2 separate regions of the Homo sapiens genome follow, and region 1 is linked to region 2. A link is an interaction called in ENCODE POLR2A ChIA-PET data of the cell type or tissue named here. Cell type or tissue: endothelial cell of umbilical vein. All regions are shown on one strand. Links, peaks and the distances in the headings refer to the core of each region. The heading gives the core; the rest is flanking DNA.

Evidence for each region. Peaks named below come from ENCODE experiments on the same cell type or tissue, not always from the same donor. Only the 100,000 strongest peaks of a DNase experiment are listed, where the experiment ranks them.
Region 1: POLR2A ChIA-PET joins it to region 2 with 6 read pairs; 7 of 35 experiments call an interaction of 5 or more read pairs at or near these places.

What each region holds. Positions count from the first base shown.
Region 1 is chr17:8,350,745-8,365,756 of GRCh38, reverse strand. It overlaps KRABD2 (KRAB domain containing 2), which reads left to right. Exons shown (of 2, transcript NM_001304947.3): 2 at 1-6,935. LOC100128288 (a long non-coding RNA gene) reads left to right here and starts at 5,216. Exons shown (of 1, transcript NR_024447.1): 1 at 5,216-7,344. RefSeq lists an enhancer at 10,711-11,280. In endothelial cell of umbilical vein, for the core only: no CTCF peak of the experiment used is centred there; DNase peaks (open chromatin) are centred at 4,836, 5,296 and 5,686; H3K27ac peaks cover 3,211 bases.
Region 2 is chr17:8,168,080-8,183,091 of GRCh38, reverse strand. It overlaps TMEM107 (transmembrane protein 107), which reads left to right and starts at 6,712. Exons shown (of 5, transcript NM_183065.4): 1 at 6,712-6,892; 2 at 7,066-7,133; 3 at 7,235-7,335; 4 at 8,476-8,572; 5 at 8,820-10,635. The coding sequence starts at 6,806. The coding sequence ends at 8,889. SNORD118 (small nucleolar RNA, C/D box 118) reads left to right here and starts at 9,504; the gene lies at 9,504-9,640. It overlaps LOC105371520 (a long non-coding RNA gene), which reads right to left and starts at 8,982. Exons shown (of 4, transcript NR_188261.1): 1 at 8,894-8,982; 2 at 8,218-8,316; 3 at 1,577-1,693; 4 at 280-430. RefSeq lists enhancers at 6,415-6,534, 5,950-6,561, 6,715-6,764, 6,835-6,924, 7,085-7,134 and 5 more. In endothelial cell of umbilical vein, for the core only: no CTCF peak of the experiment used is centred there; DNase peaks (open chromatin) are centred at 6,661, 9,281 and 9,591; H3K4me3 peaks cover 1,779 bases; H3K27ac peaks cover 2,054 bases.

The DNA of each region.
Region 1 (15,012 bases), core at 2,584-10,583, 180 kb before region 2:
CTGTAAGGGGCAGTAACACCCCTGGTGCTGCCTACCTCACAGGATTGTCCTGAGAGACCAGCGAGATTCTGCATGTGAAGGGGCTTTCTCTGAATAGTGAAGTTCTACAATGTGACTCATCTTTGCGGACCCTGTCCTCCACGTGAGGGTGGGAGACCTCTGCTCATTGCCATTTCTTTTCAGATTCTGCAGTGTTAAGTTGGAAGGTTTCCACGGAAGCCACATTATTATTACATAGGAAGTGACATCACTTTCCAGCTTGTTTTGGGGGGCCAAAATCTTGCTATGTTCTTGGCCAGCACCTCAGTTTCCATCCTCCTTCCAACCCATTGTCTTTCTTTGTAACTCTGCCTAACAGGTCTGGGAGGTCCAACTTTGACTGAGGATGTTACCTTCCCCTCCCCAGTGCTGACCTCCTCCCTCCTAGTTACTTGGCATACCGGGAACCACATCATCAACTCCTGTGGGTAAAAGGTGACACATGAGCCATAACACTGCTTGCTTTCCCAGAGATGCCTGGGTTTCCAGGAGCTGCCACATCACTCTTCCTCTTTTGCATCTTAATGTTGGCAGTGGGAAAGAGTTAGAGGTGGATTCCTGGACCCAGTCTGGCCTGCATTATTTCAGCATGTGGAATAGAGGTCACTAACCGGTGTGCCACAGGCTAGTCTCAGCTTGCAAATGTATTTTGTCCACATAATGTTTTTAATTTTTTTTTTTTCTAAACAGAGTTTCGTTCTTGTTGCCTAGGCTGGAGTGCAATGGCGTGATCTCGGCCCACTACAACCTCCACCTCCCGGGTTCAGGTGATTCTTCTGCCTCAGCCTCCTGAGTAGCTGGGATTACAGGTGCCCGCCACCACGCCTGGCTAATTTTTGTATTTTTAGTAGAGACGGGGTTTTGTCATTTTGGCCAGGTTGGTTTCAAACTCCTGACCTCAGGTGATCCACCCACCTTGGCCTCCCAAAGTGCTGAGATTACAGACGTGAGCCATGGTGCCCGGCATTTTAAATTTTTTTTTTTTAATTAATTGCCAACACTTTAAACACTGGAGAGTTCATATAAAAATCTGGATGTCTAGCACCTCTTGAGAACTCGGCATATGTGGCCACAGTGGGTCCACAATTTCTGCACAGCAGCAAATGAGGAGACGCAGTGCATGTGGCACTCTCCAGGTGGCCACCCTCAGCCACTCACATGCATATTCGTTTCTGTGGCCCACTGCTGAAGAAAGGCCACTGCGGGGCATGGTGCCATGTACCTGTAATCCCAGCTACTTGGGAGGCTGAAGTGGGAGGATCACTTGAACCTGGGAGGCCAAAGTTAAAGTGAGCCATGATCGTATCACCACACTGCAGCCTGGGTGACAGAGACCCTGTTTCCAGAAAAAAAGAAAAAAGAAAAAGAAAAATGGCCAGCAACAGACCTGTGTATCTCTAGGAACTTATGATAGAAGTGGCATTTCAATCAGTGGGAAGGGTTGTATTATTCAGTTAATGGGGCTGGATCAATTGGCTGTCCATTTGACAAAAATGAAGTCTGACCCCTAAACATTAAACATTTAAAAATAATGATAAAAATATTGGGGGGCTGGGTGCGGTGGCTCACGCCTGTAATCCAAGCACTTTGGAAGGCCAAGGTGGGTGGATCACCTGAGGTCAGGAGTTCGAGACCAGCCTGGCCAACCTGGCAAAACCCTGTCTCTACTAAAAATACAAAAATTAGCTGGGTGTGGTGGCAGGCGCCTGTAATCCCAGCTACTCAGGAGGCTGAGGCAGGAGAATCACTTGAACTCGGGAGGCAGAGGTTGCAGTGAACCAAGATCGCACTACTGCACTCCAGCCTGGGCAACAGAGCAAGAATCTGTCTAAAAAATAAATAAATAAATAAATAAATATATATATATATATATATATATATATATATGTATGATATATATATGTATGATATATATATGTATGATATATATGTATGACATATATATGTATGATATATATATGTATGTATGAAAAAAGATGTTTGTGATCTTGGAGAAAAATATTAATACATCTGGCTACATAAAAATAAATACTGGTATGGAAAAATAATGCCATTTAAAAAGTAGAAAATAGGCTAGGTGCAGTGGCTCATGCCTGTAATCCCAGCACTTTGGAGGCCAAGATGGACGGATCACCTGAAGTCAGGAGTTTGAGACCAACCCGGCCAAAATGGCGAAACCGCATCTCTACTAAAAATACAAAAATTAGGCATGGTGGCAGGTGCCTGTAATCCTAGCTACTCAGGAGGCTGAGGCACAAGAATTGCTTGAATCTAGGAGGCGGAGGTTGCAGTGAGCTGAGATCGTGCCACTGCACTCTAGCCTCGGTAACAGAGTGAGACTCCCTCTCAAAAAAAAAATTGTTTTCTAAAAATCTGTTATGATTTTCTTTCTCATCCTTGGCCATTTCTTCTAGTCTTAGTTTTAGCTGTGACTTTTCTGTGTAAGACTCACTTATGCCTCTTCCAGGCTCCTGCCTTCTGACTACTATGGGCTTCTCAGAGTCAATAATCTCCCCTAACATATTCTTCCTTCTGTATTCCACTAGTTCTATTAATGGCACCATGGGTCACCCAACCCAGAGTCATCAGTGTATCATTCTCCCTCACTGCCCCTAGCCAATTTGCTAAATCATGTCATCCCTACCAGTAGCAGATTATATTTTCCAAATGTCAATGCAACAGTATATCTGTAACACATGTTCTTCGAGAACTTTGCACTTTCCTATCAAGAGATGGAGTTTTTATCACCCCTCCTTGAACTTCGGCAGAAATTTGTTCTTGCCTTGACCAGTCTAGTACAAAACAGTAATAATATGTGGCTTCTGAGGCTGTTATAAAAATGCCACCTCACTCTCTTGGAATGGTTTACTCTTGAAACACAGTCACCATGTTGTGAAGAAGCCCAGGCAGCCTGTGGAGAGGCCCACATTGAGAGGAGCCAAAGCCCTGGGCCCTCGGCCCTGGCTGAGCTCTTAGCCAACAGACAGAACCAACCTGCCAACCATGTGAGTGAGCCATCTTAAAAGGAGACTCCCCAGCCCCCAGTTCATCGTCCATTCAATACTGTATAGAACAGAGACAAGCCCTGGCCAAATTGCAGAGTCATGTGCAAAATAAATGAATGTTGTTGTTTCAAGCCACCGAGTTTAGAGGTGGTTTGTTATGCAACAGTACATAACTGATAGGCTAACTCTGAAATGTCTTAAATCTGTTACCATCTCTCCATTCCCCCAGGACAGGCTCTTGTTACCTTTGTTGATTGGAGACAACCCACCTAGTGAATCTTCCAGAAGTAAAGCTCTGCTTGGAATAATAGTTAACACTACTGAATACTAATTTACCTACAGTATTAGTATTGAGCTTTAAATTCATTTTCTTTTTTTTTTTTGAGATGGAATCTTCCTCTGTCGCCCAGGCTGGAGTGCAGTGGCGCAATCTTGGCTCACTACAAGCTCCACCTCCCGGGTTCACGCCATTCTCCCGCCTCAGCCTCCCAAGTAGCTGGGACTACAGGCACCCGCCAACACGCCCGGCTATTTTGTATTTTTAGTAGAGACGGGGTTTCACCATGTTAGCCAGGACGGTCGGTCTTGATCTCCTGACCTCGTGATCCACCACCCACCTTGGCCTCCCAAAGTGCTGGGATTACAGGCGTGAGCCACCACGCCTGGCCTTAAATTCATTTTCTTATGTAATCCTTACGATCCTACAAAGTCAGTTGAAGCTGAAGAAATGAGTTTAAATAGGTGTATTAAGGACTTAATTTTCCTCTCATAAAGAAAGAAATAAAGCTCAGAAAGTAATAACTAGCCCAGGGTTCAAACCTAAGTGTCAAGTCCAAGGTCAATGCTTATAACCATCTTCCCTGCTCAAGAATCTCCATTGGGCCAGGTGCAGTGGCTCGTGCCTGTAATCCAAGCACTTTGGAGGCTGAGGCAGGAGGATTGCTTGAGCCACAGGGTTCGACACCAGCCTGGGCAACATAGTGAGGCATGGTATTAGGTTTGGTGGCTCACACTGTAGGCCCAGCTACTTGGGTGGCTGAGGTGGAAGGATCTCTTGAGCCCAGGAGGTCAAGGCTGCAGTGAGCTACGATTGCACCACAGCCCTTCAGGGGAAAAAAAGAAATCTGCAGTGGTTCCTCACTCACAGGATAACAACTTAAACCTGGCATCCAAGTTGGACTATCATATGGTCCCAACTACCTTTGCAGCTTTGGAATTAAGGCATCAGGTCTAGGCACATGAATTTCCTGGTTGCACTTGTTTTGTGTGGGGTGGCAGGAAGAAACTCAGGCCATCGGCTACTCTAGGCACTGCCAGAGTCACTTATTCTTTCCAGAACTTGGCTTCCTCATCTAAGGTGACAGACAATTGAACCAACTCGTTTTAAAGTTCTCTTCCAGTTCTGCCCTGTGTAGTATGAAGACTGTCCTCTTCTACTTTTGTACTTCCTACCTCTTCTAGAACCCCAGCCTGAGCTTCCTGCCAGGGCACATGTCCCCACTTCCGAGATGGAGAGAAGATAGGAGACTTAGAGATGAATGCTTTTGTGAATGTTCTCTATTTACCCACTTTTTCAGAACTAGCTTTGGCCTTATATTGTGGAATAGAATCTGCTTGTCTGCAGCTCTAGGGGTAGAAGGAACGTTTTCTTCTGATATTTCTGAGATCCCTATTACCAGTGGTTTTTTTGAGACTAAGCATTGGAATGTCATTAGCACTGAGAAGGAAGGGCAGTGGGGGAGGCAACCGAGAAGCTCAGACTTACATTCTTGCTTCCAAATTATTTTGCATGCTTTCTGGACATTAGTACAACAGACCATTGAAGTATGGTTTGCCAAGGTTAGGTTCAATCAGTGCATGAGCCCGTTACCTCTGCAATTACTTTACCCTTCTTCAATTTGGTGACTTTGGGTTGTTGAATTGTAAGGGGGAAAGGTTTTTTGTTTTGTTTGTTTTTTTTAGTTTGTGATTTACAGTTCTTCCTTCCATTTGTTTTGTGGAAGCTTTATAGAAATTGATTTGAAACCTGAGATACTTTGAAATATAAAAGAGCAAGAGTTATCCCAGGACTCTCATTCAAAAAGTTGACGGATGGCAAAACAAGCTTGTCCCTGGAATCTTCAGAATTTTCTTCAGAATTCTATCCCTTTGAACTTACTGAATTTGGTTTCTTTTTTAGTTCCTGGTTCTTCCTTATTTTTATCATGGTGCTAATCTTTGTTTACCCAGGTTCTGACATTTTTACCCTAGAATTAATTACCCCAGATGGTCGACTCTACTGTGTTTTCCAAGCAAACAAAGAAGGCAGGAAATGTGAGCTTCCTGAGCAAATTGCCTTTCCGTTTTAATATGAGACTTTGCCTTTTAGAATCATATTTTTCTTATGTTTACTTTTCTTCATTATTATTATTATCATTATTATTATCATTTTGGTTTGGATCTAGTTAGAGTTTCCCTTTTCCATTTAAAATTTGGTCCTGATATTTTGCTTTTTGCTTCCCCATGTCTCAATTTGTTAAATCTTATTGTTCTATGTAATTTGAATTGCTACATCCTTTCTGTTGACTAGCTCCTTGCTCAGAATAACTTTTCCACACCTGGAACTTTGGCGTAGGAGTTCTTTTCACTTTTATGCATTTCCCGCGACATTACAGGGTGAGTACGTAGCAGATGAGTGCTTGTGAGCCTTTCCTCTGGGATTCACACAGATGGCTCACTCCTAACTTTGGTGAGTCATTCAGTGGCCAGATGTTTGCCTCTTTCCTCCTCCCCACTCTACCCCCACAATTCAGTGTACTGTTCTTTGAATGACATCCCCTCTTGTTTTTGCCTCTCTTTCTCCTGATGCAATGGCCAAAATGCTGGAAATGGCTGCCTTAAATGTAGGGACCATTAGGATCTCGCTCAACACAGAACCCAGGCCACCTGTAATAACACAGCTGGCTCCCAGTCCTGAAACCCTGCCTTTCTGCCCTGAATGGGGTGCAGAGAACCAGTCCAGACACCTGAAACTGCCACCCTTCTTCATCTGTAGGTGCAGGGGCCCTCTGTATCAGGAAGAGAGCCTCTCTGAAATCCACTGTCATTCTGGGCTTTTCCTGGACCAGCTCTCCTTACCTACCCCCTTCTCTAGCCTGTCAGTTTCACTCATTCATTGGACATTTATAAGCACTAAGTATGTACCAGGCATCATGCTGGCCTTTGGTGGTACCAACAAATAAAGAGACTGCTAAATGCAGAAAAATAGGCACAGAGTAAAGACTTGTAAGTCTGTAAAGGAGTGCTCAGTGAGAAGTCACACAAGCTAAGTTTCCAAGGACCATTTGCAGATCACTGCTGAACATTCTCCATCCTGCCTACTTTGTATTAGAGGACTTCTTGCAGGGAGAAATATAATCAGCAGGATCCTCGCTCAGAGACCTGGCAGACACCACCTTAACCCAGTGATCAAAGTTAACCTCCCCAGTACATGTACAACTACTGCTGCCCTGAAAGGATGCACTGAGAACATTTCTGTGTCATTTCTACCACAGATGCGCTACTTGAATCTAATTATGAAGAGACAAGAGACAAACCCAGATTGAGGGGCATTCAGCAAAATAATTGCCCTGTACTCTTTAAAAAACGGCAATGTTGAGAAAGACAAAGAAAGACTGAGGAGCTATTCCAGTTAAAGTAGGCTAGAGACACTGGGAACCAAATGTGATGCATGATCCAGGATATTCTTTTATTACAATGAGCATCATTGGGACAGTTGGTAAAATGTGAATATTGTCTGAAGAGTATAATATTGTATCAAAGTTAATTTCCTGGTCTTGAGGATTGTACTGTGGTTATGTAAGAGAATGTCCTTGTTTTTAGGAAATAGATGTTGAAATATCTTGAGATAAAGAGCATTATGTCGGCGACTTATTATCAAATAGTACAGGAAAATGAGTGTGTGTGTGTGTGTGTGTGTGTGTGTGTGTGGAGAGAGAGAGAGAAGGGAGGGACAGAGGGACAGAGAGATATAAAACCAATGCACCTGGGTGCGGTGGCTCACGCCTGTAATCCCAGCACTTTGGGAGGCCAGGGTGGGCAGATCATGAGGTCAGAAGTTCGAGACCAGCCTAACCAACATGGTGAAACCCCGTCTCTACAAAAATACAAAAATCAGCCAGGCGTGGTGGCACGCGCCTGTAATCCCAGCTACTCAGGAGGCTGAGGCAGGAGAATTGCTTGAACCCAGGAGGCGGAGGTTGCAGTGAGCCAAGATCACGCCACTGCACTCCAGCCTGGTGACAGAGCAAGACTCTGTCTCAAAAAAAAAAAAAAAATGCAGTAAAATGTTAACATTTGGGGAATCTGGGTGAAGAGTGGGAATTCTTTGTACTATTCTTGCAACTTTTCTGTAACTCTACAATTACGTCCAAAAAAAGAAGAATTGACAAGGTCCCACCAAAGAGGAGAGACAGCTTTGAACATGGAAATACAGGGCAGTAACTTGGCAGTTTGCTCTTTGGCCTGCAAAGGCAGTATTCATGTGAGTGAGAGTCACTTGTCTTCAAGTCCTGGCATTTTATGTAGCAGATCCCAAAAGCTGCCTGAAAGCCCCCAGGCCTTGTGTCGTTTCCCCTTCTGTTCACAGGTATCTTCCAGGCACTCACTAGAATATGGTGTCTGACAAGTTTCTCAGCTAACCAAGCATGGACCCAGAATTCTCAGAAATACCAAGGACAGTTTCTATGGCACTGACCAGGCTTCACCCTAGAGAGTGGTCCCCTACCGAGAACAATTCTTCCTTTCCCCTGGCTACAAAATAGGGATTCCTGGCCTATTTCTGCCAAATGCTTTGTGGAAGCAGAAAATCATAAGCCTTGTGTTTTCTCCATTATAGAAAATTAGGCCAGGTGTGGTGGCTCATGCCTGTAATCCCAGCACTTTGGGAGGCCGAGGCGAGTGGATCACTTGAGGTCAGGAGTTCAAGACCAGCCTGGCCAACATGCTGAAACCCTGTCTCTACTAAAAATACAAAAACTAGCCAGGCGAGGTGGCGGGCATCTATAACCCCAGCTACTCAGTAGGCTGAGGCACGAGAATCGCTTCAACCTGGGAGGCAGAGGTTGCAGAGATTGCGCCACTGTACTCCAGCCTGGGCAACAGAGCGAGACTCTGTCTCCAAAAAAAAAAAAAGAAAAGAAAAATAATATTCCCTCTTTCTTGGCCCTTGGTTTTTGGGGTGCTTTTTTGTTGTTTAATAATGGACTTTATTTTTATTTTATTTTTATTTTTGAGACGGAGTTTCGCTCTTGTTGCCCAGGCTGGAGTGGAATGGTGTGATCTCGGCTCACTGCAACCTCCACCTCCCGGGTTCAAGCAATTCTCCTGCCTCTGCAAATCTGTAGTTTACATTAGGGTTCACTCTTTGTGCTATGCATTCTATTGTGTTTGTTTGTTTGTTTAGAGACAGGGTCTCACTCTATTGCCCAGGCTGGAGTGCAGTGGCGCAGTCATGGTCTACTTCAGCCTCAAGCTCCTGAGCCTAAGTGATCCTTCCACCTCAGCCTGCCAAGTAGCTGAGACTACAGCATGTGCCACCATGCCTGGCTCATTCTATGGGTTTTGACAAATGTAAAATTACATGTAGCTACCATTAAAGTATCATACAGAATAGTTGCACTATCCCAAAAATCCCCTGTACTCTAGCTAGCTATTCATCCCTCCCTTCCTACTCCCCAAACTCCTGGAAACCACTGATCTTTTTACTCTCTATAGTTCTGCCTTTTCCAAAATGTTATATATAGTATGTTCCTTTTTCAGACTGCCTTCTTATACTTCACAATGTGTATTTAAGTTTCCTCCACGTCTTTTGTGGCTTGAATAGTTCATTTCTTTTTTGCACTGAATAATATTCCATTGTATGGATATACCACAGTTTATGCATTCACCTACTGAAGGATATCTTGCTTGCTCCTAATTTTCGGCAATTATGAATAAAGCTGCTATAAAGATTTGTGTGTGGTTTTTGTGTGGGCATCAGATTTTGGTTCATTTGAGTAAATAGGAGCACAACAATCACGAGATTGTATTTTAAGAGTATGTTTAGTTTTGGCCGGGCGCGGTGGCTCACGCCTGTAATCCCAGCACTTTGGGAGGCTGAGGTGGGCGGATCACGAGGTCAGGATATCGAGACCATCCTGGCTAACACAGTGAAACCCTGTCTCTACTAAATACACAAAAAAATTAGCCGGGTGTGGTGGTGGGCACCTGTAGTCCCAGCTACTGTGGAGGCTGAGACAGGAGAATGGCGTGAACCCGGGAGGTGGAGCTTACAGTGAGCCTAGATCGCGCCACTGCAGTCCAGCCTGGGCGACAGAGTGAGACTCCATCTCAAAAAATAAAAAAGTATGTTTAGTTTTTTAAGAAATTGCCAAACCAGGCTGGGCACGGTGGCTCGTGCCTGTTATCCCAACACTTTGGGAGGCCGAGGTCAGAAGTTCAAGACCAGCCAGGCCAACATGGTGAAACCCCGTTACTACTAAACATGCAAAAAAAAAATTAGCCGGGCATGGTGGCACGCCCCTGTAATCCCAGCTACTTGGAGGCCGAGGTGGGAGAATTGCTTGAATGTGGGAGACGGAGACTGCAGTGAGCTAAGATTGTGCCACTGCGCTCCAGCCTGGGCAACAGAGGGAGACACTGTCCCAAAAAAAAAAAAGAAAAGAAATTGCCAAACTGTCTTCCAATGTTGCTGGCCATTTCGCCTTCCCACCAACAATGAATGAGAGTTCCTGTTATTCCACATCATCACTTGCTTTTGGTGTTGTCAGTATTTTGGATTTTAACTATTCAAATAAATGCAGCGGTATCTCATTGTTTTAATCTGCAATTCCCTTGAGAACATATGATGTTGAACATCCTTTCATATGGTTATTTGCCATATGTATATCATCTCTGGCGAGATGTCTGTAGATCTTTTGCATATTTTTAAATATTTTGTACATTTTTAAATTGGTTAGTTGAGTTTTAAGAATTCTTTGCCTGCTGAGGAAAACAGTCTTTTATCAGATATGTCTTTTGCAAATACTTTGTCCCAGTGAGTGCTTTGTCTTTTCATACTCTTGAGACACTTGAGTGTCTCACTATGTTGTCCAGGCTGATCTTGAACTACTGGCCACAAGCAATCCTCCTGCCTCAGCCTGCCCCATGGCTGGGCTCGGCCCAACACTTGGTTTTTATTTACCCTATTTCTATGTCTCTGTTTCAGAGCTGGCTGGCTAATCTTGGCTACAGCCAGAGACTACAAACTATTGAACTAACAACAATAGAGATTTTTAAAAGAAAAAAAAAAAGCTGTTTTCAAGATAAAAGTTTACTTACTCCAGTGCTGTGAAAATCAAAATCAATATGCTTAGCACTCAGTCACTTGAGGAAACTAATAAAACCTAAGAATGTTGTTTGTTTTTGTTTTTTTGTGAGACAGAGTCTTGCTTTGTCGCCAGGCTGGAGTACAGTGGTGCGATCTCGGCTCACTGCAACCTCCACCTCCCCAGTTCAAGCGGTTCTCCTGCCTCAGCCTCCCGAGTAGCTGGGACTACAGGCATGCGCCACCACACCCAGCTAATTTTTGTATTTTTAGTAGAAACGGGGTTTCACCATGTTGGCCAGGCTGATCTTGAACTCCGGACCTCAAGTGATCCACCCACCTGGGCCTCCCAAAGTGCTGGGATTATAGGTGTGAGCCACTGTGCCTGGCCATGCTTAATAATTTTGGACCCCAGTTGACCACGGGTAATTGACACCATGGAAAGCGAAGCAAAACCACCAGATACCTTGATCTTGGATTTCTTGATAATGAGAGAACTACTGATAATAAGGAAATACCAGATAGTGAGGGAACTACTGTAAATTCTAATCTATATTGAGGAACGAAGACATGATCATCAAAAGCATAACTGTGCTGTATCTTAAAATCTTTACATTCTTTTTCTTTTTTTTTTTTTGTTTGTTTGTTTGTTTTCAGACAGGGTCTTACTCTGGCACCCAGGCTGGAGTGCAGTGGTGCGATCTTGGCTCACTGAAGCTTTGACCTCCTGGGCTCAGGCACTCCTCTCACCTCAGTCTCCCTTGTAGCTGGGACTATAGGCCTGTGCAACCGTGCCCGGCTAATTTTTGTATTTTTTGTAGAGTCGGGGTTTCACCATGTTTCCCAGGCTGATCTCGAATTCCTCAGCTCAACCAATCTGCCTGTCCTGGGTTCCGAAAGTGCTGGGCTTCCAGGCGTGAGCCACCACCCTGCCTCCCTTCTTCTTCTGTCAAGTGTATTTGTAAATGTTTCCTTCATTATTCAGACTTCATACATTTATTGTTCTCTCTGATGGAATATTGCCAGCCTCTTCAAGCCTTGCTGTCTGATTGTAATTCAAATTGAGGTCTGCGGATCGGGAGTTGTCTTTGTAAAGCAGAACAATTTTAGTTTCAGTCTATTTTTATCTTCCCTTTAGCCAAAGAAGTTGTGTCCATCAGCAGTCTCAGTAATGCTAAGGTAATAAGCAACCCTAAAATCCTAGATGCTTACAATAACCAGGTTAAATTCTCACCCACACCGTGTGTCTTGGTCTGCTCAGGCTGCCATTGCAAAAGTCCATAGACTGGGCGCCTTAAATAACAGAATTATTTTTCTCACAATTCTGGAGGCAAGAAATTCAAGATCCAGGTTCTGGCTGATTCCGTTTTTGGGGAGGGCTTCCTTCCTAGCTCAAAGACAGCTGCCATCTAGCTATGTCCTCACACGGCCTTTCTTCAGTGCATGTTTGCAGAGAGAAAGAAACAGCTCTGGTGTCTCTTATAAAGAACCACTAATCCTATCGGATAGGGCTCCCACCCTTATGACGTGATTTAACCCTAATTACCTCCTAAAAAGCCCTATCTCCAAATACAGCCACATTGGGAGTAAAGGCTTCAACATACAAATTTCAGGGAGAAACGGTTTAGTCCATAGCACTACCTATCCATCAAGTATCTGCTGTGGGCTCCTCTCCATGTCTCCTCATTCCAGCACCCAGGGTGACAGATCAGCCACCACCTTGAATGTCGTTACTGTGGCACAGGGAATTAACACTAGTAATTAAATGCTCCACATCCACTTCCAAATCTCCTACCAAATATCTCTGTGGCTCAAGCTAACCTGAAACACTGCAGGAAGAGACTTCTGGAAAATAGTTGCAGTTTAGCTAAGCTGACACAATACACCAAATAGGTAAGGAAGAAAGAATACCCAATCCTAGGCTGGGTGCGGTGGCTCCTGCCTGTAATCCCAGCACTTTGGAAGGCCAAGGTGGGCGGATCACCTGAGGTCGGGAGTTCGAGACCAGCCTGACCAACATGGAGAAACCCTGTCTCTACTAAAAATACAAAATTAGCGGGGCGTGGTGGCACATGCCTATAATCCCAGCTACTCAGGAGGCTGAGGCAGGAGAATCACTTGAACCCAGGAGGCGGTGTCAGGCCTCTGAGCCCAAGCCAAGCCATCGCATCCCCTGTGACTTGCATGTATACATCCAGATGGCCTGAAGTAACTGAAGATCCACAAAAGAAGTAAAAATAGCTTTAACTGATGACATTCCACCATTGTGATTTGTTCCTGCCCCACCCTAACTGATCAATGTACTTTGTAATCTCCCCCACCCTTAAGAAGGTACTTTGTAATCTCCCCCACCCTTAAGAAGGTTCTTTGTAATTTTCCCCACCCTTGAGAATGTACTCTGTGAGATCCACCCCTGCCCGCAAAACATTGCTCTTAACTTCTTAACTGCCTATCCCAAAACCTATAAGAACTAATGATAATCCACCACCCTTTGCTGACTCTTTTCGGACTCAGCCCACCTGCACCCAGGTGAAATAAACAGCTTTATTGCTCACACAAAGCCTATTTGGTGGTCTCTTCACACGGACGCGCATGAAAGCGGAGGTTGTGGTGAGTCAAGATCGCGCCATTGCACTCCAGCCTGGGTTGGAGTAGAGACGGGGTTTCACCATGTTGGCCAGGCTGGTCTCAAACTCCTGACGTCAGGTGATCTGCCTGCCTCGGCCTCCCAAAGTGCTGGGATTACAAGCGTGAGCCACCACACCTGGCCCTAATTTTTTAAAATAAGGCTTCAGAGACTTGCTTGGCCCTTCCCTCTCTTCCGCCATGTGAAAACACAACAAGAAGGCACCATCTTGGAAACAGAGAGCAAGCCCTCACTAGACACTGAGTCTGCTGGTGCCTTGATCTTAAAGTTCCCGGATTCTAGAACTGTGAAAAATAAATTTCTGTTTTTTATAAATTATCCAATCTCAGGTACTTTGTTATAGAGCACAAATGGACCAAGACATTCAATTAAAATAAATTTTTGGCTGGGTACAGTGGTTCATGGCTGTAATCCCAGTGCTTGGGGAGGCTGAGGCAGGAGGATCTCTTGATGCTGGGAGTTCGAGACCAGCCTGGGCAACAGGATGAGATCCCCCCCCCACCATCTCCAAAAACACTTTTTTTTTTTTTTTTTGAGACAGAGTCTTGCTCTGTTGCCCAGGCTGGAGTGCAGTGGTACAATATCGGTTCACTGCAACCTCCACCTCCTGGGTTCAAGTGATTTTTGTGCCTCAGCCTCCCGAGTAGCTGAAATTACAGGCACCCGCCACCATGCCCAGCTAATTTTTTTTGTTTTGTTTTGTTTTGTTTTGTTTTGCGACGGAGTTTCACTCTTGTTGTCCAGGCTGGAGTGCAATGGCGCGATCTCGGCTCACCGCAAACTCCACCTCCCAGGTTCAATCGATTCTCCTGCCTCAGCCTCCCTAGTAGCTTGGATTACAGGCATGTGCCACTGCGCCTGGCTAATTTTGTATTTTTAGTAGAGATGGGGTTTCTCCATGTTGGTCAGGCTGGTCTCGAACTCCCGACCTCAGGTGATCCGCCCACCTTGGCCTCCCAAAGTGCTGGGATTACAGGCATGAGCCACCACGCCCGGCCTCATGACCAGCTAATTTTTGTATTTTTATTAGAGACAGGGTATTGCCATGTTAGGCAGGCTGGTCTCGAACTCCTGACCTCAAGTGATCCACCCGCCTCGGCCTCCCAAAATGCTGGGATTACAGCCATGGGCCACCGCACCTGGCCCAAAAAACGTTTTGTAAATAAAAATTAGCCGGGCATGGTGGCACATCCCTGTAGTCCTAGCTACTCAGGAGGCTGAGGCAGGAGGATTGCTTAAGCCAAGGAGTTTGAGGCTGCAATGAGCCATGATCATGCCACTGCACTCCAGCCTGGGTGACAGGGCAAGAGTCTCTCTCTAAAAAAAAATTATAGTAATAAAATTTAAAGATCAGAATTTATAAAAACATCTGGATTGGCGGCATCTTTTGAAAAAATCAGAAGCTCTAGCAAATATTCTATTTAAGGTTTTTGGTTGTATACAACAGAAATCAACCCTGGTTAACTTAAGCAGAAAAGGAAGGATATGAAATAACTTACAGAAAGCTGAAGAACAGGCTTAGAGGAGTAAGAACCAAGGGAGGCTAAGCAGCCAGAGCTACAACCCTAGTCATGCCACATGAGTTTTCTGGGAGAAAAACCCTGTGCTGTCCCCCCTAGACAATGGCCCTGTCACCTCTGCTGCAGGATGCAGGATCCTGCATGGACTACAGTGATTCCAATATTCCCTTAATTCTTTGCACTTAATGAAAAGGATACAAAGTCGCAGGTGAACAATCTTTTTTTTTTTGAGATGGAGTTTTGCTCTTGTTGCCCAGGCTGGAGTGCAACGGCACAATCTTGGCTCACTGCAACCTCCCCCTCCCAGATTCAAGTGATTCTCCTGCCTCAGCCTCCCGAGTAGCTGGGATTACAGGCATGCATGACCACGCCCGGCTAATTTTGTATTTTTAGTAGAGACAGGGTTTCTCCATGTTGGTCAGGCTGGTCTCGAACTTCCAACCTCAAGTGATCCGC
Region 2 (15,012 bases), core at 4,826-12,825:
CAGGCGTCCTGATGCAATGGAATCAGGAGAACAAACCGTCACTCATGATGTGTTTTTACCAGAAAACTGAACGTGAGACTAACCAACCACTGGATCTAAGAACCAGTTTACAGGACATGCAGGGCATGGAGGAACATGTTAAATCACATCACAAGAATAAGGCCCAGAAATGGCTCAATGCCTTCAACTGATAAATTGCAAGAAAAGAAAAGAAGGAGAAAGGAGGTGAGGGGGTAGAGAGGAGGCAGGACCCAAGATGAGCGAGACATGACAACCAGGTGCAATGTGTGGACTTTATTTGGACCCAGATTCAAACAAACTGTAAAAGAAAAAAGAAGTGTGTAGGAGACACTTGGGCAATTTGAACTGTTTGATGACGTCTAGGATTTGCTTCAAAATAACCTGGTGTGTGCCATGAGGGAGGGTATACCTGAAACAAAGTTGGCCATGTGTTGATAATTGTTGAAGCAGAATAGAAGTGTTCATTATCTCCCCTCCCCTCGGCTCCCCCATCCTTCCCTCTCCCCACTCCCTCACCTTTCCCCCTCCCCTCCCCTCCCCTCTTTTTGAAGGAGTCTTGCCCTGTCACCCAGGTTGCAGTGCAATGGCACGATCTCAGCTCACTGCAACCTCCACCTCTCAGGTTCAAATGATTCTGCTGCCTCAGCCTCCCGATTAGCTGGGATTACAGGCACCTGCCACCATGCAGCTAATATTTGTATTTTTAGTAGTGACTGGGTTTCACCATGTTGGCCAGGGTCTCGAACTCCTGACCTCGTGATCTGCCCACCTCGGCCTCCCAAAGTGCTGGGATTACAGGCATGAGCCACCGCACCCGGCTATTTTCTTTATTTTGTCATGTTTGAATTTGTCCATGATAAAAAAACGATTTTTAACTCCTTTTATTAAGAGTTCAAATCTTAGTACTTGTGGGTCCCAGTCCTGGAGTGAGTAGTCACTTGGGGGGACACCTCATCACCAGCAGTACCTCCTATGGCCACTGGCTGGCTCTAAATATCGGTTTTGTGAGCAGGCAGAAATAGCGTCTCTATAGGGCAGGCTTCTGTGAACCAAGGTCATGGAAAATGACAGGAAAGGCTACTCACTGTTTATCAGTTCAGGACATGAAATGTGACTACCCCGTTGTTACTTATATAGTAAGTCCCCTATGCAGAAGGCCTATTTTTTTTTTTTTTTTTTTTGAGACGGAGTCTCGCTCTGTCGCCAGGTTGGAGTGCAGTGGCTCGATCTCGGCTCACTGCAACCTCCGCCTCCCAGGTTCAAGCGATTCTCCTGGCTCAGCCTCCCAAGTAGCTGGGACTACAGGTGCACACCACCATGCCTGGGTAATTTTTGTATTTTTAGTAGAGATGGGGTTTCACCATTTTGGCCAGGATGGTCTCAATCTCTTGACCTCATGATCTGCCTGCCTCGGTCTCCCAAAGTGCTGGGATTACAGGCGTGAGCCACTGCGCCTGGCCCAGAAGGCCTATTATAAGCAGAATGCCCCAGACCTCCAGCTGTCAGAGCCCCCATAATCTAACAGCCATCCTGACCCTCCCTTTTTCCCACTCACCCACAGCACCAAGTCCAGACTTCCTTTATCTTCTAAATATCTTTTGATACCCTCCACCTCCTTTGTCCAAGCCTCATCCTGTCTCTTCTGGATAATTATTAGCCTTCTGTTTAAAATCTGCTTAAAAGAAAGAAAAAAAATGGAAGAAGAATATAAATAAAAATAAAATTTGCTTAAAATCCATTATCCATGTTGCAACTAGAGTCATCATCTAGAACACCAACCTGACCATGTCCCTCCCTGTAGCTGCAAGGCCTGGCTTCATCTGGCCCCTGTTTACCTAACGAACCTCACACTGAACTTTTCTTCCCCTTCCATCACTAGGTTTCTGAAATGCTGCCTTCCTTACTGTTCAACAAACACACTTGGCTTGTTCTCACCATCTTTGCACTTGCTATGTCCTCTGTCTGGAATGCTCTTTCCCTAGATGTTCATGTAGCTGACTCTTTCACTTCCTTCTATTCAGAGACCTTGGAAAACCTTGCAAAAGCAGGTCCTGGATTTTCCTCACTTTTGGCCTATGACAACTTCTTTCATCTGTGAACAGTTATATTTGATGAATCTCTCACTGGGGGAGCTCACCTCTGAAGGTCTAGGTCGAAAATGCATGTAAGTTGCAGACAGAGGGAAGAAAAGCATGGAGAGTTCGTCAGTCTTTTTTTTTTTTTTTTTTTTTTTTTGAGACAGGTCTCACTCCTGGCACTCAGGCTGCAGTGCAGTGGTGTGATCATGGCTCACTGCAGCCTCCACTTCCTGGGTGCAGGTGAACCTCCCACCTCAGCCTCCCAAGCAGCTGGAACTACAGGTGTGCACCACTATGTTTGGCTAATTTTTTGTATTGTTTTGTAGAGACGGGGTTTTGCCATGTCGCCCAGGCTGAACCTTCAGTCTTTTTATCTTGTCTCCTAAGAACGTTTGAATGCTTGCTATGCTGTAATTTCTGCATTGGAGAATACAGGAAGCTCATCTCTCATTGTAAATTAGGTGTCATTACTATCACTCATTTTAGGAATCAAATGCAATGGGGGTCATTTCAAAGGAGAAAACTTAATGGGTTTCCTTGTCCATCCTGAGAGCAGGGAGGTTTGAAACTATCTTCAGAACTTTGAAGGGGTCCAACAGTTAAGAAAAGAACTGGCCGGGCGTGGCGGCTCACGCCTGTAATCCCAGCGCTTTGGGAGGCCGAGGCGGGTGGATCACCTGAAGTCAGGAGTCAGAAGTTCGAGAACAGCCGGGCCAACATGGTGAAACCCCGTCTCTACTAAAAATACAAAAATTAGCTGGGCATGGTCGCGGGTACCTGTAATCTCAGCTACTAGGGAGGCTGAGGCAGGAGCATCACCCCAACCCACAAGGCGGCAGTTGCAGTGAGCCGAGATTATGCCATTGCACTCCAGCCTGGGCGACAAAGGTGAAAACTCTGTCTCAAAAAAAAAAAAAAAAAAAAAAAAGGGAGGGGGGTGCCGGGTACGGTGGCTCACGCCTGTAATCCCAACACTTTGGGTGCCGGGAGACTGAGGCGGGCAGATCACGAGGTCAAGAGATGGAGACCATCCTGGCCAACACGGTGAAACGCGGTCTCTATTAAAAATACAAAAATTAGCTGGGCATGGTGGCGTGCGTCTGTAGTCCCAGCTATTCCGGAGGCTGAGACAGCAGGATCACCTGAGCCAGGGAGGTCGAGGGTCACTGTAGTCATGATCATACCCCTGCACTCCATCCTGAGTGACAGAGCAAGACCCTGCCTAAAAAAAACAAAGAGAGACTTTGTTGAACCTCCTTTAAAAAAATAATAATAATAATAATAGTAACTCCTCAGTAAAGTTTAGAAAATCACAAGCTTTTATTTCATGGGGATAAAAGCAAGTTTTGGTGATTACATTGTCTCCAATATGAAGAAAAGGCTGTGCTGTCTTTTAAAGAGATGGTTTATATGAAAATGTCATTACATAGTTTCAATATATAGGAGTTCAACATTTTAGGGACCCTCAATCCTATAAATCATTCCATTTTTTTTCCAATTTCTTGTCTTAATAATACAATATAAGACTCCGAAAACATTAATGTTTATTGTTTAAAACTTTTTTTTTAAGACGGAATCTCATTCTGTCACCCAGAGTGGAGTGCAGTGGTGTGATCTCAGCTCACTGCAATCTCCACCTCGTGGGTTCAAGAGATTCTCCTGCCTCAGCCTCCCGAGTAGCTGGGACTACAGGAGCGTGCCACGATGCCTGGCTAATTTTTGTATTTTTAGTAGAGACGGGGTTTCTCCATGTTGGCCAGGCTGGCCTTGAACTCCTGACCTCAGATGATCCACCCGCCTCGGCTTCCCAAAGTGCTGGGATTACAGGCGTGAGCCACCGCGCCCGGCCTAAAACTTTATTAAAAAGATATCTATGTATGTATATATGTGTGTGTGTGTGTATATATATATATATATATATATATTTTTTTTTTTTTTTTTTTTGAGTTGGAGTCTTGCTCTGTTGTCCAGGCTGGAGTGCAGTGGCGCAATCTCGGCTCATTGTAACATCCGCCTCCCGGGTTCAAGCGATTCTCCTGCCCCAGCCTCCCGAGTAGCTGGGAATACAGGTGTGTGCCACCATGCCCGGCTAATTTTTTTTTTTTTTTTTTTTTTTGTATTTTTAAATAGAGACGGGGTTTCATCATGTTTGTCAGGCTGGTCTCAAACTCCTGACCTCAGGGGATCCGCCCGCTTCGGCCTCCCAAAGTTCTGGGATTACAAGCGTAAGCCACCATTCCCGGCCTTTATTATTGTTTTAACAGAGAGAGGTGTCTCACTATGTTGCTCAGACTGGCTTCAAAGTCTTGGGTTCAAGGAATACTTCGCCTTGGCCTCCCAAAGTGCTGGGATTACAGGCATGGGCTTTTGCTTCTGGTCCCAGAGTGCATTTTCTTTTTATTTCTTTTCTTTTTTTTTGAGACGAAGTCTTGGTCTGTTTCCCAGGCGGGAGTGCAGTGGCACGATCTTGGATCACTGCAACCTCTGCCTCCCGGGTTCAAGCACTTCTCCTCCCTCAGCCTCTGGAATAGCTGGGATTAGAGGCGGGCGCCACCACACCTGGCTAACTTTTTAACTTTTTTTTTTTTTTTTTTTTCAGTAGAGATGAGGTTTCACCATGTTGGCCAGGCCGGTCTGAAACTCCTGACCTCAGGTGATCTCCCTGCCTCGGTCTCCCAAAGTGCTGGGATTACATGCCTGAGCCACCGCTCCCGGCCAATTTTTGGCCAAAGTTTCTAAAATAAAGTTTAAGGTTAAATGTCCGGCTGGGCGCGGTGGCTCATGCCTGTAATCCCAGCACTTTGCAAGGCCGAGGCTGGCGGATCACGAGGGCAGGAGATCGAGACCATCCTGGCTAACACAGTGAAACTCCGTCTCTCCTAAAAACACAAAAAATTAGCCGGGCATGGTGGCGAGCGCCTGTAGTCCCAGCTACTCAGGAGGCTGAGACGGGAGAATGGCGTGAACCCGGGAGGCCGAGCTTGCAGTGAGCCGAAATTGCGCCACTGCACTCCAGCCTGGGAGACAGAGCGAGACTCCGTCTCAGAAAAAGTAAATAAATAAAATAAAACAAAATAAATGCTCTATTTTAATAGAATTATAAATGCCCTATTTTTATAGAATTATAATTCTAGCGTTTCTTTTTTTTTTGGAGACGGAGTTGCGCTCTTGTTGCAGAGGCTGGAGTGCAATGGCGCGATCTCGGCTCACTGCAACCTCCACCTCCTGGGTTCAAGCGATTCCCATGCCTCAGCCTCCCGAATAGCTGGGATTACAGGCACGCGCCACCACGCCCGGCTAATTTTGTATTTTTAGTGGAGACAGGGTTTCAGCATGTTGGTCAGTCTGGTCTCGAGCTCCTGACCTCAGGTGATCCGCCCTCCTAGGCCTCCTAAAGCGCTGGGATTACAGGTGTGAGCCACAGTGCACAGCCCGCTTTTCCCTGTTTGTAGCGCCTATTATCTTACGGATTTATTTGTTTGCATGTCTGTTGTTGATCTCCCTGACTAGAATACCCTTACTAGGTAATCAATAAACATATACAAATATTTGTTGAAGGAATGAGAAATGCCTCTTGGGCTTGTAGTTTAGGCTGGCTAAAAGCACTGAGATGGGGAGTGGGGAGTAGGAAGAGATTGTTCTCCTGGGAGATGGGCCGGGAGGTTCCTTGAGGATGGGACTTGACTCAGCAATTAAAGAACTTTCAGATCTGCAGGGACCTGCGCTGAGGCCCAAAGGTCATGAGGTCGCCGATGATAAGAGCTTCTTGGACTGTAGCTGGGCAATGTCGGAGGCCCAGCACCTCCAAGGGACAAAGAAATCTGAGTTGAGTTTCCCTTCCAGCCGGCTCCAAGCCTCCCAGAGACGCAGGGACTGTCCCATTCCCTTCGTCCACTCCCACTCTTTCCAGCCACCTTGCTCTGCTCTTATCCCCATGCTAGTTTAAGGACGCTGGCCATTTTTTGCACTCTGCAAATCCCTCACCAAACTGAGCAAAGTAGTCTGAAAGAAATCAGTCTTCCTCAAGGAAGGTTCAGGCCTGGGGTCCTCAGACAACCAGGGGCTCCGTGACAATCTGTGACTGCAGAGCAGTCCAGGAACACCGGCCTCTCCAGGTTCGGGTCCCTTGTTTCTCAGGCCCAGCTTGGTGGGAAGCTAAAGGCATGCAGAGGAGGGGAAGGGGAGCGGGTCTGAGTCTTCGGCATGGCGGGGAACTCAGCCCGGCGTGGTGGTGGCAGCGGTCTCAAGTGATCCACAACTGGGCAGCGTAGCTGGGGCTGGGGGCCGCTCCCGGCGTGGGCAACAGCAGAAGCATTGGTGTCCCCAAGCTAGGCCAGGGTGGGTTTCCGTTCATCCGCCCTGCGTGGGCAGATCGGGCGCTGCGGGGCTGTGCCACCTCGCACCCTCTGAGGAACAAAGGGCCTGGCTGCGCGCGGGTACCCAGCCGTTAGGTTAGAAGCGCCTTCGGGTACCCCTGACCTTCGCTGGCCCTGAGAGACCCGCAGCAGCCGGAGAATGTACTGCTCGCGAGGATTTCCGAGAACGCGGCGCCGAGCCCGCGTACACGGTTACCAAGGCAACTGGGCGGTGCCTGAGCGGGCGGGAAGGAGGCGTTCGTCTAGATTTGTCGGCTTGCGGGGAGACTTCAGGAGTCGCTGTCTCTGAACTTCCAGCCTCAGAGACCGCCGCCCTTGTCCCCGAGGGCCATGGGCCGGGTCTCAGGGCTTGTGCCCTCTCGCTTCCTGACGCTCCTGGCGCATCTGGTGGTCGTCATCACCTTATTCTGGTCCCGGGTAAGACCCACGGCTGCACTCAATCCGTCCCCATTCCCATCTCTGAGTGGTCCTAGTCCTACCCTGCCCCCTCCCAGTGTCTTACCCTCTTGGGTTTTCTTGTTTCCCGCCGCCCCCAGGCCTGCCCTGCAGCCTGCCCCTTTTTCACTTCTCTTCCTGTGCCCTGCTCCCAGGACAGCAACATACAGGCCTGCCTGCCTCTCACGTTCACCCCCGAGGAGTATGACAAGCAGGACATTCAGTGAGCTCTTGGGACGGGGTGGCCAGAACGAAGAGGTGGTGGGAGTGGAGGGGTCTTAGAATAAGTCCAAAGGCCTGGGCCAGTCCACTTCCTCTCTGCAGGCTGGTGGCCGCGCTCTCTGTCACCCTGGGCCTCTTTGCAGTGGAGCTGGCCGGTTTCCTCTCAGGAGTCTCCATGTTCAACAGCACCCAGAGCCTCATCTGTATCCTTTCTGCCTGCCCACCTTTCCCACACGACCCACTTCTATCAGGACTCCCTTCAGCCACCTGACACAATAGTGTCTGCTGTAGCCAATCCTTCCAGTTCAAAGATCTTCAACGATGTGCTAAATCCTGCTGTTTACTAGGCACTTAAAATCCCAAAATGAGAGTAAAATACAGTTTTTGGCCAGGCATGTTGGCTCACGTCTGTAATCCCAGCACTGTGGGAGGCGCAGGCAGGAGGCAACATAGTGAGAACCCAAGTCTACAAAAATAATAGGAATAATAAAAACCCCACCGTTTCTTTTTACAATGAGGAGGAGGTAGATACAAATCTGTAATTCAGTGTGATAAGCACTGTGCTATAGAAGTGTGTGAAGATAGAAAGCACAGGCAGGGCGCGATGGCTCACGCATGTAATCCCAGCACTTTGGGAGGCCGAGGCAGGTGGACCACCTGAGGTCAGGAGTTCGAGACCGGCCTGACCAACATGGTGAAACCCCCGTCTCTACTAAAAATACAAAAATTAGTCGGGCGTGGCGGCGCACTCCTGTAATCCCAGCTACTCAGGAGACTGAGGAAGGAGAATTGCTTGAACCCGGGAGGCAGAGGTTGCAGTGAGCTGAGATCGTGCCACTGCACTCCAGCCAGGGCAACAGAGCAAGACTCTGTCAAAAAACAAACAAAAGATATAAAGCACAATGGGAACTCAGAAGAGGCAACGGAAGCGAGCACTGGGAACTCAGAAGAGGCAAAGGAGATGAGGCACATGGGTCAGAGAATTGTGGACCAGGAGGACCAGGACACTGGAGGCTGATTCCAGCGCATATTAAGTCGCTGTCAGCACTCCTTTGTGGCATAGCAGAAGGAGAGCCTACTCTTACCTCTCATCTGAAGGATCCAGGCTGGCCCACAGATAAGGGGTAGGGTAGCCTGAGGTCCGATCTGTGCAGTCACTTCTGGTCTCTCCTCACATGACTGTCCTAAAATTCAGAAGTCAGAGCTGCTGACTCTAGCCCTTGAAACATGGTGAGGGAGCAAGGGATGAACCTGAATGCAGATGCCAGCCCCACCACTGGCCTTTTCTGACCCATCACTGTCTGTCGATCCAAAGACTTTCCTTAATCTCGTGCCTTCCCAAGCCATTGGGGCTCACTGTAGTGCATCCGTGGCCCTGTCCTTCTTCATATTCGAGCGTTGGGAGTGCACTACGTATTGGTACATTTTTGTCTTCTGCAGGTGTGGTAGCATCCAATATTTGGGGATGAGGGAGGAAGGTTGGCCCTAAACCTGAAGGTTTTTCCCCTACCCAGCCCTTTCCTCCATGTGTGAGATACCAGATCCACTCAACATCCTGTAGGCTTTTAAAGTTTCATCCCCTACCCCCCATGCCACCTGCCCTACACTTTCAGAGGTGGGGTCTCTGGTTTGGAGATTTGGGTATTTATACTGAAAGGGTTTCTGAATCTACCACTTGCCTTGGTAGTGCCCTTCCAGCTGTCACTGAAATGGCTTTATTCGTCACCGTCTTTGGGCTGAAAAAGAAACCCTTCTGATTACCTTCATGACGGGAACCTAAGGACGAAGCCTACAGGGGCAAGGGCCGCTTCGTATTCCTGGAAGAAGGAAGGCATAGGCTTCGGTTTTCCCCTCGGAAACTGCTTCTGCTGGAGGATATGTGTTGGAATAATTACGTCTTGAGTCTGGGATTATCCGCATTGTATTTAGTGCTTTGTAATAAAATATGTTTTGTAGTAACATTAAGACTTATATACAGTTTTAGGGGACAATTGAGATGGCTGAACTACTGAATAAAAAAAAAACAACGCTGTTTTCTAGTCCTGCAGACCGTAAGATACTTGGTATCGCTTCTATTTTGGTTACTACGGTAGGTGCCTGGCGGAAGGGAGTGGGCGGAGATATGTAAATAGAAAGTGCGTACAGTTAGAACGTCCGGCACGTAACTGATCGGAGCATTCTGGGAAGAAGTAATTTATTCCTTTTCGGCAGCCGAATGAAAAAAAAATTTAAAAAAATGTGCGAGCTAATATGGCAAAACAACTGGAAGGACGCTAAATAATAGGATTGCTCATACCAGCGCGTTATGAACTCACCCTAGCTTGTAACGGAATCTTTTTCACTGAGTGCAGAATGTCGGCTGTTTGTCTGTATCGTCAGGTGGGATAATCCTTACCTGTTCCTCCTCCGGAGGGCAGATTAGAACATGATGATTGGAGATGCATGAAACGTGATTAACGTCTCTGCGTAATCAGGACTTGCAACACCCTGATTGCTCCTGTCTGATTCTTTCTGACGATCACTTACATTTGTGTTATGCTGATTAGCAGATATCCACAAACATAGCTATGAAGTTCTGACTGGGATAACCTTGCTGTTTGTCTATTTTGCAGTCTTGCTATTGCTGTTTGTCTATTTTGCAGTCTTGCTAAATTTGTTTGTTCTTGAAAATTGTGATTTGGTTTTTGTTGCTTTCTGGAATTTAGGCAGTGAAATAATACAAATGGGCTCTTTGTTTTTTGTCGTTTGATAACTTTAATCCTCACTTCTCAGGAAACATTGCACATCAGTAAATATCTGCAGTCTTGTGCACATGGTGGTTGCCCTCAGGATGGTATTCAATAGGAACTGTATTTCTTTTTCCTTGAGGTAGGGTCTTGGTCTGTCGCCAAGGCAGGAGTGCACGGCGCAGATGTATATACATGGATACATTTGTTTTTGGAGAGTTGGTTGTTAAAAATCTACCAGTACACCCCCAAGAAACTCATCATCACCAATGACTTCTTCCCAAATCCAGAGTCACTTTTCAGACTTGAGATTGACCTCTCTTCAGCATATGGTATGTTGACCACCCCCCTCTTTTGGTTTTTTTTTTTTTTTTTTTTGAGACAGTCTCACTCTGTTGCCCAGGCTAGAGTGCAGTGTGCAGTGGTGGGATCATGGCTCACTGCAGCCTCAAACTCCCAGGCTCAGATGATCCTCCTGCATCAGCCTCCCAAGTAGCTGGGACTACAGGTGAGCACCACCACACCTGGTTGTTTTAAAATTTTTCTATAGAGACAGGGTCTCACTGTGTTGCCCAAGCTGGTCCCAAACTCCTGGGCTCAAGCCGTCCTCCCCACTAGGCCTCTAGGCCTCCTAAAGTGCTAGGATACAGGCATGAGCCACCGCGTTTCTCCCACTCCCCTCTTTTGCACTTTTTTCTCCCTTAGTTTTGAAACAGTGGTTCACCTGGTTTGCCTACTATTATACTGTTCTGGTTGTTCCTTCTTACATTAATTCAATAAATACTTATTGAGTACCTGCAGTGTGTCAGTTACTGGGGACATAATACTGGGTTGTCTCTTCTGCTTGCCCCGTAAGTGCTGGTGATCACTGCTCTTCGGGTGACTTCATCCATCTCTTGTTTTCTTTTCTTTTCTTTTTTTTTTTTTTTTTTGAGACGGAGTCTCGCTCTGTTGCCCAGGCTGGAGTGCAGTGGCGCGATCTCGGCTCACTGCAAGCTCCGCCTCCCGGGTTCACGGCATTCTCCTGCCTCAGCCTCCCGAGTAGCTGGGACTACAGGCGCCTGCTACCACGCCCGGCTAATTTTTTGTATTTTTAGTAGAGACGGGGTTTCACCGTGTTAGCCAGGATGGTCTCGATCTCCTGACCTCGTGATCCACCCGCCTCGGCCTCCCAAAGTGCTGGGATTACAGGCGTGAGCCACCGCGCCCGGCCCATCTCTTGTTTTCAAACATCAACTAGATGCTGCTGGTTTCCAGATCTCAGCTCACGTATGTGAGCCCTAGCCCAGGGCCAGGACTACAGGAACAAGCTCTGTAGCCAGACTGCCTGCCGGGGTCCCAGTGTGGTTTTTTCTCTTTTTGGCCGTGTGATGGGCAGGAGGTCACTTTCCCTCTTTCTGCCTCAGTTCCCTCATCCACACTCACACTTTTTTTTTTTTTTTTTGAGATGGAGTCTTGCTCTGTCGCCCAGGCTAGGGTGCAGTGGCGCGATCTGCAACCTCCGCCTCCCTGGTTCAAGCGATTCTCCTGCCTCAGCCTCCCGAGTAGCTGGGATTACAGGCGCCGGCCACTGCTGTCTGTCAGGGGAGAAGGGTAGCAGAGTGTCAGGCCTGTGGTAACTGCTCAGTGTCTTTTCCCTGAGTTGACTGGGTCTTGGGATTCTCCCATCATAGTAGACATCTGTTTTTGCCAGTTCAGTATCCATCCTTTCTTTCTGGTAATAGCACCACCATTTTCTCTTCTTTTTCTTTCTTTCTTTCTTTCTTTTTTTTTTTTTTTGAGAGGGAGTCTCGCTCTGTCGCCCAGGCTGGAGTGCGATGGCGCAATCTCGGCTCACTGCAACCTCGGCCTCTCGGGTTCAAGCGATTCTCCTGCCTCAGCCTCTTGAGTAGCTGGGATCACAGGCGCGCGCCACCACGCCCGGCTAATTTTTGTATTTTTAGTAGAGACGAGGTTTCACCATGTTGTTCAGGCTGGTCTCGATCTCCTGACCTCGTGATCTGCCAGCCTCGGCCTCCCAAAGTGCTGGGATTACAGGCGTGAGGCACTGCGCCCGGCAGCACCACCATTTTCTTTTGGGAGACCCTCCCTTATTCTTAGTCTGCGTGGTTAGGAAGAGGCTGACAGCCACTCCCTCCCTACCATTCCTCTCTAGGCTCATTCTGTTTTCCTGGGCGCGGTGATTGGTTCAAGCATAAACCTTGACAACAGGACTATTGCTGGAACTTTTGGGAAAAGAGAAGCCTGGACTCTTCCTGGAAATAAAAGCATGCTATAAAATAAAATAATTAGCCTGGGCGCGGTGGCTCACGCCTTTAATCTCAGCACTTTGGGAGGCCGAGGTGGGCAGATCACCTGAGGTCAGGAGTTCAAGAACAGCCTAGCCAGCATGGTGAAACCCCGTCTCTACTAAAAATACAAAAATTAGTCGGCCGTGGTGGCGTCTGCCTATAATCGTAGCTACTCGAGAGGCTGAGGCAGGAGAATCGCTTGAACCCGGGAGACGGAGGTTGCAGTGAGCTGAGATCGCGCCACTGCCCTTCAGCCTGGGTGACAGAGGGAGTCTCTGTCTTAAAAAAAAAACAAAAACAAAAGCATAAAAGTATTCAAATAAATCTTGGAACTTTTAACCTTATATTTTGAATAACTTAATTTTTTTTTTCTTTTTGAGACGGAGTCTCGCTCTGTCGCCAGGCTGGAGCGCAGTGGTGCGATCTCGACTCACTGCAACCTCCGCCTCCCGTGTTCAAGCGATTCCCCTGCCTTAGCCTCCCAAGTAGCTGGGACTACAGACATATGCTGCCACGCCCGGCTGATCTCCCCTCCCCTCCCCTCTTTTTTTTTTTTTTTTTTTTTTTTTTGAGATGGAGTCGCCTTCTGTCGCCCTGGCTGAAGTGCAATGGCGCGATCTCGGCTCACTGCAACCTCCGCGTCCCAGGTTCAAGTGATTATCCTGCCTCAGCCACCCAAGTAGCTGGGATTACAAGTACGTGCCACCACACCTGGCTAATTTTTGTATTTGTAGAAGAGACAGGGGTTGGGGGGGAGGTTCACCATGTTGGCCAGGCTGGTCTCGAACTCCTGACCTCAGGTGATCTGCCCACCTCAGTCTCCCAAAGTGCTGGGATTACAGATGTGAGCCACCGTGCTTAGCCCTATTATTATTATTTTTGAGACAGGGTCTTGCCCTGTGGCTCAGGCAGGAGTGCAGCGGCATGATCATAGCTCACTGCAGCCTCAGCTGCCCCAGGCTCAAGTGATCCTCCCACCTCAGCCTCCCTAGTAGCTGGGATTACAAGCACCTACTGCCACTACTGGCTAATTTTGATGGCTTTTTTCGTTTTGTTTTGAGGCAGAGTCTTACTCTGTCACCCAGGTTGGAGTGCAGTGTTGCCTTCACAGCTTACTGCAGCCTTGACCTTCTGGGTTCAAACAATCCTCCCACCTCTGCCTCCGGAGTAGCTGGGACCACAGGCGGGTAAAAACACACCCAGCTAATTTTTTAACTTTTTTGTAGTGACGGGGTCTCGCTTTGTTGCCCAGGCTGGTCTCGAAGTCTCAAAGTATGGTAATAAAACACTGAAGGCATAAATGAAAACACTCACACACTTTAAATATATATTAGAATGTTAAAACTATGCATAGTACAAAAAATTATAAGCAAAAGTTAAAGAATAGATGATAATCTAGGGGGAATATTTTAAATTCATATTGCAGAGAAAGGACTAATTTTGACATATATATATATCTACAAATTTACAAGATAAATACCAATAACCCAATAAAACTGTACAAAACATTTCTACAGAAATTTCACTGGTAAGGAAATACAAAAAACTCTCAACTATATGAAAAGATGCCTAACCTCATTCATCAATGAGAAATGCAGATCATGTTTCAACTTAGCATATTTGTAATCACCAAAAAGTTTCATAGAGTGTTGGAGGGGGTGTGGGCAAACAGGCGTTGCCTATTTGTTGGTAGGAGTAAAAGTTGGTAACACATCTATGGAGAGCAATTTAGCAATTCCCATGAAAATCAAAATCACAAACACCTATTCCTTTGACCTAGAATTTATTTTTGTTATTTTTATTGTTTTTGAGACAGGGTCTCACTCTGTTGCCCAGGTTGGAGTGCAGTGACATGATCATGGCTCACTGAAGCCTTGGAAATCCTAGGCTAAAGTGAGCCTCCCACTGCAGCCTCCCAAGTAGCTGGGAATACAGGTGTGAGCCACCACACCTGACTAGTATTTTCATATCTAAGAATTAGCCCTACATATTTGCACACAGTTGAAAGGGGAATGTGTAGGATATTCTTTGCACCTTTGTTTGTATTGGCAAAAGGCTAGAAACAACCTAAATGTCTGTCAGTAGGGGATTGGTTACATTCTGATACATGCATACTGTGGAATACTATGCCACCAGAAGAAAGGGAATTTTATGCAGTATAATGGTACAATATACAAGATACATTAAGTGACAAAAGCAAGGTGCAGAAAAGTGCATGTAGTTTGCTTCCATTGGTGTAAAAAAGGGGAAAACTACAAACATGATTGCTTACATATGCATGGACCACCTCTGAAAGGAGGTGCAGGCAACCGGGAGTATTGGCTGTTGTGAGAAAGCAGATTGAGTGGCTGGGATACAGGGTGGGGGAGAAACTTTCTGCATATGCTCTTTTGAACTTTTGAAATTCTGAAGATAAATTGTGTGTGTGTGTGTGTGTGCATGTGTGTGTGTTTAATATACAAGGTTGAGTGCAGTGGCTCACACTTGTAATCCCAGAACTTTGGGAGGCCAAGGCAGGAGGACTGTTTGAGCCCAGGAGTGTGAGACCAGCCTAGGCAACATAATGAGACCCCCATCTCTACAAAAAATTTTAAAAATTAGCTGGATGTGGATGTGGTGGTCTCCGCCTGTGGTCCCAGCTACTTGGGAGGCTAAGGTGGGAGGATCACTTGAGCCCAGCAGTTCGAGGCTGCAGTGAGCTTTGATTGTGCCACTGCACTCCCTCCTGGGTGACAGAGTGAGACCATGTCTCTGAAAAAACAAATAAAAATTTAAAAACTATAACATTTTTGGGGCCGGGCATGGTAGCTCACACCTGTAATCCCAGCACTTTGCGGGGCTAAGGCCGGAGGATCACTTGAGG